2 separate regions of the Homo sapiens genome follow, and region 1 is linked to region 2. A link is an interaction called in ENCODE POLR2A ChIA-PET data of the cell type or tissue named here. Cell type or tissue: PC-9. All regions are shown on one strand. Links, peaks and the distances in the headings refer to the core of each region. The heading gives the core; the rest is flanking DNA.

Region 1 (5,378 bases), core at 185-5,184, 190 kb after region 2:
ATATTTCCTGCCCAAGGCTCCAAAAGTGATGACAGCTCCAACAGTAAGGGAAGTTATGACTTTAATCAGATATCCTTACTCTGCATAGATTTCATTTATTTTCCTTCAAGGACTCCTCTTACCGTCATGCCTCCGTGGCTCATCTTTCCTGTCTGACATTTTTTTTTTTATTTTTAAGGAGAGGGGATATTAAAAATACTTAACTAATGGCATAGAGACTGACCAATCAAAACAGATGCCAGACTAATCAGAAGAGATGCTAACCACACACAACTGGAACATCAGCCCTAGTTACGAGTTCCCTAACCTCTCCGAGTCCCAGTTTTCTCCTCTCTGAAATGGGAACAATATCTACATTGCAGAGTTGGTGCAGTGATTCCCAGAAAGGTTACATGCAAAGAACTTGGCAGGTGGAAGGTATGCTGGACACAGAAGCTGCCATGATTACCTGGCATTCTTTGTTTCTAGGTTCATTTCATGTATCTAGTTTATAGGTTCTGCAATGTTAGCCTTTAGTTTCATTAAGCATGTTTTACTCTATACTGACTTCAGCAAGTATTTGTTCTATTACCAGTTGGTCTCTCTGGTTTTTTGGCCAAAATGTCCCCATCTCCCTGGTCACGAATACTGTGGATTTTCTGAAATCTTCTTGAAATTCATGAGAAAGATCTGTTAAAGATGGTTATGGTTCCTTTAGAGATTTTCCCAGTTCCTTCTTCTCCTTCTGCTTTTTATGGGTGTAGCCTTTGGAGTTAGGCAGACCTGGGTTCAAATGTCAGTTCCATCCCACACTGGCTATGCACTTAATTGGAATCTGCTCTCTGCGTTGCCCTCTGTCTTCCTCTTCTCATTCTTTTGTCCCCCAGGGTAGGACTTTTTCCTTCAAGTTCAATTCTATGCTTTTAATCGTCCTTGTTTCCTTGGAATTATTCTCTGAGCTTCAGTGAACAAACTATATGAAAAGTTTTTAAAAATTCCCATCCCAGGCTGGGCATGGCGGCCACGCCTGTAATCCCAGCACTTTGTGAGGCAAAGATGGATGGAATCACTGGAAATCAGGAGTTCAAGACCAGCCTGGCCAACATGGTGAAACCCTGTCTCTGCTACAAATACAAAAATTAGCTGGGAGGCTGAAGCAGGAGAATCACTTGAACCCAGGAGGCAGAGGTTGCAGTGAGCCAAGATCATACTAACACACTCCAGCCTGGGCAACAGAGTGGGACTCTGTATCCAAAAAAAATTCTATACCAACTACTTCCTAACTGGCTAAGAATATCCCTGGCTAAAGGGGAGGAGATAGCTTGTTAGGGATATTTGAGGTTTCTGAAATGGAGAGAGTGGTCTTATAAGGCAGCAAATTGTGTTCCCCTTCCTCTTATGCTGGTAATGGTGTGGAGCCCAAGATGCTTCAAATGGACAAGACAGTGATCCCCAGACCTGGATGAGGAAGGGTGTCAGTGGCGACAGTGCCTTGGTCCTTTTCCATTCCTGAATGGACCCTATCCAATTACCAACAGCATGCTGTCTCCCCACATTCCAGGGCCAGCCTTGGGAGGGGGAAGTAGGAACTAGAAAAAAACTGTAAAAGAGCCGCAAGTGCTTTAGAAGATCTTCCTGGTAAAATGCAAGAAGATATCAGAAAATCCATTGTATTAGTGATCAGGGAGATAAGGGGACATTTTGGTTAACAAACCAGATAGACCAATTTGTAATAGAACAAGTACTTGCTAACGTCCATATGGAGTAAAATAGGGACTGCCCTCCTCTGCTTGAGTTCCTAGAGTCTGGATCTAGTCACCTTATCAGGGTGGAGTACAGTTCTTCCTTTGCTCCCTAGGATGGGTTATTGGAAACATTCCTATGTGAACCTGAGATTTCCTTGATGCTTATCTACCATGGATGCCACAGTGAGTTGTTGCTGTTGTTTGGATGATATTCTGGGATTTGAAGGGCCTTTCCACTCATACCTGATAACTTCCTAGATCCTTGGCCTCCCAAAGTGCTGGGATTACAGGCATAAAGTACCATGCCCAGCCAAGGATTTTAATCAGTGGATACAAAGGCAACTACTGGATGATGTAGAACAGAATTGCGTACTCAGTGTGCATGCAGCCACTTCCCACCTCTTCAGCCATGGCAGGCTTTGCTAATTGATCACAACACACGTTCTCCCTGTTATCACACATGGCTTCGTAATCCCTCTCCTCACAGTGCACCAAGTAGCCACCACCAACCTAAGTGGTGGCACAAGAGAGGAAAGTTTGGTCATGAGTGTTGTGCTGGGAGAGAAAGGCAGGGATTAGAGGCCACCCCCAGCCTACCCGATGTGAAGGGCCATCCCCAATTTAATAACTGTGTAACCCAGGAGTGTGTTCGGTAGCCACAGGTGGCCTCCTTTGGAAAATGATCCCTCCAGCTGCAAAGGGAGTTTTTATCTCCCTGTGAAGGGAGGGGGTGGACCACACTCCCTCAAGCCTGGAGAAACTGTTTGTAATTTGACTCCCGTTTCCCCAAGCTTAGCTATTACATAAGCTTCTTTAGAAGACAGGCTGTTTGGTTTAGCACCGTGACTGTGACTGACTAATGCGTTTGTAGACATCATGTTAGCTTTGTGTGTGCCCCTGTCCTTGGCACCCTTGTTCCTGTCCCCTACGGCCTTCTCCACACTGCTGTACTTACCCAAAAGTGTGTGGGCTTCCCTGGGTTCAAGTTCTTGCAGGGGAAGCTCAGCATGGAAGACCAGTGTGTTCATGGGTATTCCTTTACCTGTTTGAGCTGTGGCCTCCTTTGAAGTTTTCTTGGAGCTGAGCCTGAGAGAGCGGCTTCACCCTGACAGGCAGAACCAATCCAAATCATCAATCAGCACCTGCTTAAAATGGGCCTTGCAAGTTGTGTAGCCTGGTGGTTACCAAATGCTGGGTGCAGATATGCATGATAGAGTGCTTAGTCCCAATACGATGCCAGCCCCTGCAGGCCAGGATTGGGGCTCATGGGCCTTCATGGGGCCATTCCCGTCTACCACCCACCATAGACCTCTAAAGGCCATGGAGTTCCTGGTAGTGGGGACTCCAGCATCATGCCATGGCTGGACTTTGTTGAATTATCACTGTTAGACAGTTTATCCTCATGCCAGGCTGATCCTAGTTGTTCTTTTTAAAAAATTATTCATGTATTTATTTTTTAAATGATTTATTTTTATTTTTTAGAGACAGGGTCTTGTCCTGTCACTCAGGCTGGAATGGAGTGGTGTCATCATAGCTCACTGCAGCCTCAAACCCCTGGGCTCAAGTGATCCTCCCACCTCAGCCTCCCAAGTAGCTGGGACTAGAGGCACACGCCACCACACCTGGCTAATTTTAATTTATTTTTGTAGAGACGGGGTCTTGCTATGTTGCCCAGGCTGTGGATCCCACTCTTCATATTACCATGCCTAAGCCTCACTCTGCCCTCCAGAGGCCTGGAACAAAGCCGATCCTTTTTTGTTGCCTTTTGTTAACACCTGGTCTGCTCCCAATATGGCCCAGCCAGTTCAGACAGAGGTCAGTAGGTCTGTTATTGTTCCACTGCTGGACATGATGACATGATTCTTCTCCTGGGAAAGCTCAAGATGCATGAGTTGTTTCATCACTCTTTGTTCTTGTTAAATGTGTGGTTTTTGAATCCTGCCTCCTCTACCTTCAGCCTCCCCAACACACACAAAGTCCTGCTAAATGGGGTTATAGTCAATGGGCTTCAGGGGACAGTGACAAGTCAGAGATCTGAATGAAGGAGCACAGCTGGGAGAATTGGAGTTACGGAGTTGACCTGTGGGGATCTGAGTTTCACGACTGATTTAAAACCAGGAGATCTGTCTATGATGGCAATGCCCAAAGTCTAGAAGGTTCATCCTAGCAGGAGTAGGACAGTCAGTCCACAAAAATCCCATGGGAATGAGATTAGGGGAGACAACATTGATTTCTAATTCAGGTATTTGGAGCACCAAGGGCCCCAGAAGTCTCTTTGCTCATGAGTTAAAGCATCTTTATGCTGGAAAAAAAAAATGACGCTATTATTCAAAGAAGTGTGTTGTGGGAGGGCGGGGGTGTACATCCTTTAGGAGAGAAAGTAGGTCCCGAGTGAGATCCCAGGAGTAGGAAAGCCAGCACTGTTTGTTTTGTTTTCTTCTTTCCCTCATGCTCAATGGTACAGGAAACACAAGGAGAAAAGGACCCATCGCCTTCCTCCAGGCTGCTGCCAATATTGTGTAGAGAAGAATAGCTGAAGAACATGAAAACAAATCTTCACATTTCCTTTTAACAGTGTGAACTTTGAAACACTTTCTGACTCATATTTTAAAATCTCTTAAATTTGAATTCACCTTCCTTCATGTTGTTTTTCTCGAGGCACTAGGCTTGAGTCCAAAAATGTGTCAACCGACTGCTCCCCCAGAATTAAGCAGTCACAAAGCCTGGGCCCGCTTCTCCCAGCTGAGTGGGCAGGGAAACCTGGCTTTGACCTTCCTACCCTTCCTCAAAGCTGGGCCTCACCTCAGGCCTGAAGAGCCAAGAAATAACCATTGTAAGGGGAAGAGGAGGTATTTGGTAATATGCCTCAGCAAGAGGCCATTCATTTTGCTACAAGCAGCAGTTGCCTCTGGGGTCCCTATTTCTGCACCCCTAAAAACATCATTGCTGTCTCTTAAGGTGCTTTTGGCCACAGGTGGCAACATCCAATTCAACTGGCTCAAATAATAAAGGGGCTTTTGTTGGCTTGGATAACTGAAGTCCTGAGACCCCTTACTTAAAGGACCCTGTTTCCCTCTGGTGACCGCCAAGCATTGGTTTCATCCAAAAGCCAGCTTCCTGCAGGGATGGTGGCAACAAGGCTTCCAGGAGCAACTGTGTGTTGTGCTTCCAGTTCACAGATTGTGAGAAGAGAGAGCTTCTGATTGGGCCAACTCAGGACACGTGCCTAGCCTCAACCACTCACTGTGCTGGGCTCAGGCCGCTGCTGACAGGCTCTGGCCCATCAGGACCCAGCACTGAGTAATAATGTGGGAATACACAGATCACCACCAAACCAGTGCCTCTGTAGTTTTCCCAGAGGTATATTTATTCCCCCAAATAACACTCTTGTAATAGTCTTCTTTCTTTTTTGAAGGTGGAGAGTGTGAGGAGTTCTGTAGTACATCCTGCCTACTCCCCTGCCATATTTTGGGCGATGCTATTATTCAAAGAAGTGTGTTGTGGGAAGGCGGGGGTGTACCCTGCCATACTTTCTTGCCTTTCCCTTAAAGGGTCAGCCCTCTGGAGCTGAGTCTCTGCTTCCCCAGATATGCACTGACTCTGTCTCTCCCTTTGGGGTCAACAAGAGGAATGGAGTTCGGACTTTGTCAGACA
Region 2 (5,378 bases), core at 311-5,310:
GCGCCTGGCCTAAAATTTTTTAATAATGAGTTTCTATTTCTAAAACATCAGAGATAATTAATATTCAACATTATCTTGTCTTTTTCTTTGACAGTGTTTCTCCATTAAATTATGAATGATGATAATAATTAATCACGCTAAAGGGCCAGGCATGGTGGCGCACACCTGTAATGCCAGCACTTTGGAAGGCCAAGGTGGGAGGATCACTTGAGGCCAGAAATTCGAGACCAGCCTGGGCAACATAGCAAGACCCCATCTCTACAAAAATTTTTTTTAAATAATTGGGTGTGGGCCAGGCATGGTGGCTCATGCCTGTAATCCCAGCACTTTGGGAGGCCGAGGCAGGCAGATCACTTGAGGTCAGGAGTTTGCGACCAGCTGGGCCAACATGGTGAAACCCCATCCCTACTAAAAATACAAAAGTTAGCTGGGTGTGGTGGTACACAACTATAATCCCAGCTACTTGGGAGGCTGAGGCAGGAGAATTGCTTGAACCTGGGAGACAGAGATTGTAGTGAGCAGAGATCACGCCACTGCACTCCAGCCTGTGTGGCAGAGTGAGACTCCGTCTCAAAAAAAAAAAAAATAGTTGGATGTGGTGGTGTGTGCCCGTAATCTTAGCTACTCAGGAGGCTGGGGCAGGAGGATCACTTGAGCCGAGTTCAAGGTTACAGTGAGCTGTGATTGTGCCCCTGCACTGCAACCTGGGTGACAGAGCAAGACTCTCCTCTGAATAATAATAATAATGCTAAAGACATCACATATTGATCTTTTACCACACACTAAGCATTATGCCAAGTACTTCACATATTTGATTTAATTTCATTCTATTAAGTTAGTGATAACTGTGTTAATAAACTAAAAAGTAGTAGTAAGTATTGAGTACTCACTATGTGTCGGGCACCATGTTTCATACACTTTATTGAATTTAATCCCACCAACAGTCTTGTGAAGTAGATACTGTTATCACTTCCACTTTGCAGATGAACACACAGGTAAAATTATTTGCGTGCACTCACAGGTAAAGTCAGGATTTGAACCCCGGGGGATGTGACTCCATAGCCCATGCCGCAAGCACTAGGCTGTATTATAAGCATCAATTACTATTTCTTTCCCTTTGAGCACTCGAAAGGGGCACTGGGAAGTGGTCCAGCCACGCCCTCCAGGCAGTGCTGAGCAAGCCTGGCCCTCCCGCTTGCCTTCTCTGACCTTGGGCGGCAGGAAAGCCTGGAGCTGCCTGCAGATTCCCAAGGTGGCCTCTAGATGGCACGGTTGAGCATTCTTTATTTCTGCCGGTGGCATGGCCAAGGCTGGGGACAGAGCCGGTGAGGCAGAGGAACAAAGGACCAGAGTAGAAGCAATAATAAGAAGCCCATGGGGTGATCCCTCTTCTCCAGGTCCTCTTGTGGAAGGGCAGGCAGTGAAAACAGTTTCTGTTTCTTGGGGCTTCGCTATGTGCTTGGGACTGTACCAAGCACTCTATATCCATTAGGTCATTTGCTCCCGCTAAAATTTTATGAGGTCGTTGCCGTGGCTCATGCTTGTAATTCCAGCACTTTGGGAGGCTGAGGTGGGAGAATTGCTTGAGCCCAGGTGTCTGAGACCAGCCTGGGCAACATAGAGAAACCCTGTCTCTACAAAACATACAAAGATTAGCCAGGTGTCGAGGTGCACACCTGTAGTCCCAGCTACTCAGGAGGCTGAGGCAGGAGGATCAGTTGAGCCCAGGAGGTCGGGGCTGCAGTCAGCAGTGTTCATGCCACTGTACGCCAGCTTGGGCAACAGAGCAAGACCGTGTTTCCAAAGAAAAAAACAAACAAACGTGCAAAAACCTTCTGAGGTAGGCTCTATTTTATGATTATGGATGGAGAATCAGAGCCTCAGAATGTCACTCCGTTTGCAAGAGGTGGAGCTTGGACTTGACTTGAGGATGGACTCCTCTTGAGTGCTTGCTCTTATCCACGCTGCTCTTCCTTCTGCCTAAATGCCCTGGGGAGAAGGGGGAGCCCCAAAATACACATCAGACTCATAGCCTGACAAATTGTCTTTACTTCCCTCTCTATTAATAGAAGTTTACCGTCCCCAAAGGCAGACTTGGCGTGACGAGGATAGGAGACTTGTCCCTGCAGGATATGAGGAAGGTACCTTCTCTGGCCCTCATAGAGCTGACCGCGCTCTGTGACATCCTCGGCTTGGACCTGAAGAGGAGCAAGGCGGGGAAGTGGAAAGCGGCAGGTGAGCAGCCCCAGCCCAGGGAAAGCCCTGTGGCCACAGTCCTCATAGGGAGCTGAACACGGACTCTCCCAGCAAGAGATGCTCAGCTTTGTCTTTCTTTCTTTTTTTTTTTTTTGAGACGGAGTCTCGCTCTGTCACCAGGCTGGAGTGCAGTGATGTGATCTCGGCTCACTGCAACCTCCGCCTCCCGGGTTCAAGCAATTCTTTTGCCTCAGCCACCCGAGTAGCTGAGACTACAGGTGCGCACCACCATGCCCAGCTAATTTTTGTATTTTTAGTACAGACGGGGTTTCACCATGTTGGCCAGGATGGTCTTGGTCTCTTGACCTCGTGATCTGCCTGCCTCAGCCTCCCAAAGTGCTGGGATTACAGGTGTGAGCCACCACGCCTGGCCAGCATGCTCAGCTTCTATATTCCTTCTGTTTACATTTTTTTTTCTGCATATGTAAACAATTCCTGCTCATTGTGGGAAATTTGTGAAATAGAGTAAAATACAAAAAGGAAAAAATATAATTCAGAAAAGCACTTTTAGTGTATTATCTTCCTTTGTGTGTATATGTGTGTATCCTTTTTTCACCTAATATTATATAATTATGGTTTGGGAGCAGTGGCTCACACCTGTAATGCCAACAATTTGGGAGGCCGAGGTGGGAGGCTCACTTGAGCCTGGGAGTTTGAGACCAGCATGGGTGACATAGTGAGACCCTGTCTCTACAAAAAATAAAAAAGTAGCCAGGCGTGCTGGTGCACACCTCTAGTCCCACCTACCTGGGAGGCTGAAGTGGGAGGATCACTTGAGCCCGGGAGGTGAAGGCTGCAGTGAGCCTTGATCATGCCACTGCACTCCAGCCTGGGTGACAGAGACAGACTCTGTCTCATTCTATATATATAGAACTATGAGACCCTGTTTCATAATTCCATTATATATAATAGAATATATTATAGTTATAGATCTATATTATAGAACATTATATATAATAGAATTATGGACATTTTCCAGTTATTGTATCATTTAGTGGTTGTCATGATAATGCTACATAACAAACAACCCCCAAACTCATGACTTAAGAATTCTTTACTCTTGCTCACATGTTTATGAGTAAACTGGGCGTAGCTTGGCTGATCTAGGCTTAGCTCCAAGTTGTTGGCTGAGTGTAGGTCTGCTCACAGGTCTCTCATCCTCCTGGGACCAGCTGGCTGTCTGGAGGATGTTCTTATGGTGACAGCAGAAGCTCAGAGGGCAAACTGTACCGCATTTTAAGCCTCTGCTTGCATCTTGTAGGTTACCATGCCATTGGTCCAAACTAGTCACATGGCCTAGCAAGGGGTGAGGAAGTACGCTGTGCTTCCCTAATGGGAAGATTTGCAAATTCACATGGCAGAGGGTGTGGATACAAAGAGGGGTAATGAATTTAGAACAATAGTGACATTTACCACAACTATTAAATATTCCTTGAAAACATGATTTTTATTTATTTATTTTTTTTTTTTTTTGAGAGAAAGTCTCTCTCTCTTGCCCAGGCTGGAGTGCAGTGGCATGATCACAGCTCACTGCAGCCTCAATCTCCCCAGGCTCAGGTGACCCTCTCACCTCAGCCGCCTGAGTAGCTTGGACTGCAGGTATGTGCCATCATGCCCTGCTAATTTTTGTATTTTTTGTAGAGATGCAGTATTTTTATGTTGCCCAGACCGGTCTCGAACTCCTGGGCTCAAATGATCTTCCCACCTCAGCCTCCCAAAGTGCTGGGGTTACAGGCATGAGTCACCTTGCCTGGTGAAAACATGATTTTTAATCACTGCACTATTTTCCTCCTCGTGGATGTATTCTAATATATTTAACCATTTCCCTATTAGTGGACATTTTTGATGCCCATGTCTTTCCTATTATAAGACACAATCATTACTGCTGTATATATGCTTTTGAATGCATCTTAGCTTACTTTAGATTATACTTATGAGTTAAGTTCCTGAGATAATATTGCCCTTCAGCAGTGTATGAAAGTGTTCATTTCACTGCAGCATTGTCAACATTATGCATTGTGATTTTTTGGTTTGTTTTGGTTTGGTTTTTTGGTTTGTTTCTTTAAAGACAAGAGGATGGTGAATAAAAAAAGACCAGGGGGAGGAATCTAGCAGAGGTGGGGTAGGCCAGAGAAGGGAGAAAGAAGGAAGGTGTGGAGAAAATGTGGAAGGAGGAGTTTGCCTGAGAAGACCTCAAGCCAGGGTGGTTAAGATTGACCCAGGGAATACATTCTCTAGGACCTGGCCCATCCTGCAGAGCCAGAGCTCTATCCAGGACTGCTGTTACATTTTTATACCTGGTGCCTTCTGGAGCAGCAGCGTGCTTCCCTTTCAATACTTTTTTTTTTTTTTCTGTGAGACAGAACTTTGCTCTTGTCACCCAGGCTGGAGTGCCATGGTGCAATCTTGGCTCACTGCAACCTCTGCCTCCTGGATTCAAGCGATTCTCCTGCCTCAGCCTCCCGAGTAGCTGGGGTTACAGACACCCGCTACCACACTCAGCTAATTTTTTGTGTGTTTTTAGTAGAGACAGGGTTTCGCCATGTTGGCCAGGCTAGTCTCGACCTCCTGACCTCAGGTGATCCGCCTGTCTCAGCCTCCCAAAGTGCTGGGATTACAGGCTTGAGCCACTGCACCCGGCCCTTTCAATACTTCTTTAACCAGCTAAGATTTTCTGCTCTGAGACATATCTCCTCAGCAGTAATGTTTTAATGAAAACATTACTGCTGAGGCCTAATGTTCTGCTCAAGAGGAGCGGTTTGGGTCCAACCATTCTCTAGAGAGCTCAGTCCTTCCACAGGAAAAGGGGTCTGATTCTAGTTGCCCAGGAGATCCTGTAGGTCGGAGCCCAGTGATCATTCCAAGAAGTGAAATGTGCCTCTGCTCTTTGACTTTCTGCAGAAACTCGCCTCTTTGGTGTGCCCCTTGACAGCCTGCTAGAAGCTGACCACAAAGTCCTCCCCAGCACACAGGTCCCGCTGGTCCTTCAAGCCGTAAGTCGCCCCTACCCCAGCTTGGGTTTATTTAATCCTTCAGAGGCTGGCTCAGGGGACCATTGTCAGGAGACATCCAGCAAAGGGGTGAAAGGATGTGCTTTAGAATCAGGCAGACTTGGGTTCAAA

What was found. Peaks named below come from ENCODE experiments on the same cell type or tissue, not always from the same donor. Only the 100,000 strongest peaks of a DNase experiment are listed, where the experiment ranks them.
Region 1: POLR2A ChIA-PET joins it to region 2 with 10 read pairs; 2 of 35 experiments call an interaction of 5 or more read pairs at or near these places.

The regions. Positions count from the first base shown.
Region 1 is chr20:38,823,763-38,829,140 of GRCh38, forward strand. All of the region lies in intron 1 of PPP1R16B (protein phosphatase 1 regulatory subunit 16B), which reads left to right. Among named protein-coding and RNA genes, the nearest start is that of PPP1R16B, 21 kb to the left of the region's middle. In PC-9, for the core only: no CTCF peak of the experiment used is centred there; DNase peaks (open chromatin) are centred at 2,519 and 4,329; H3K27ac peaks cover 1,598 bases.
Region 2 is chr20:38,632,551-38,637,928 of GRCh38, forward strand. ARHGAP40 (Rho GTPase activating protein 40) reads left to right here. Exons shown (of 15, transcript NM_001164431.3): 6 at 2,070-2,235; 7 at 5,158-5,249. Among named protein-coding and RNA genes, the nearest start is that of ARHGAP40, 33 kb to the left of the region's middle. In PC-9, for the core only: CTCF peaks have their summits at 1,266 (motif pointing right) and 1,471; a DNase peak (open chromatin) is centred at 3,361.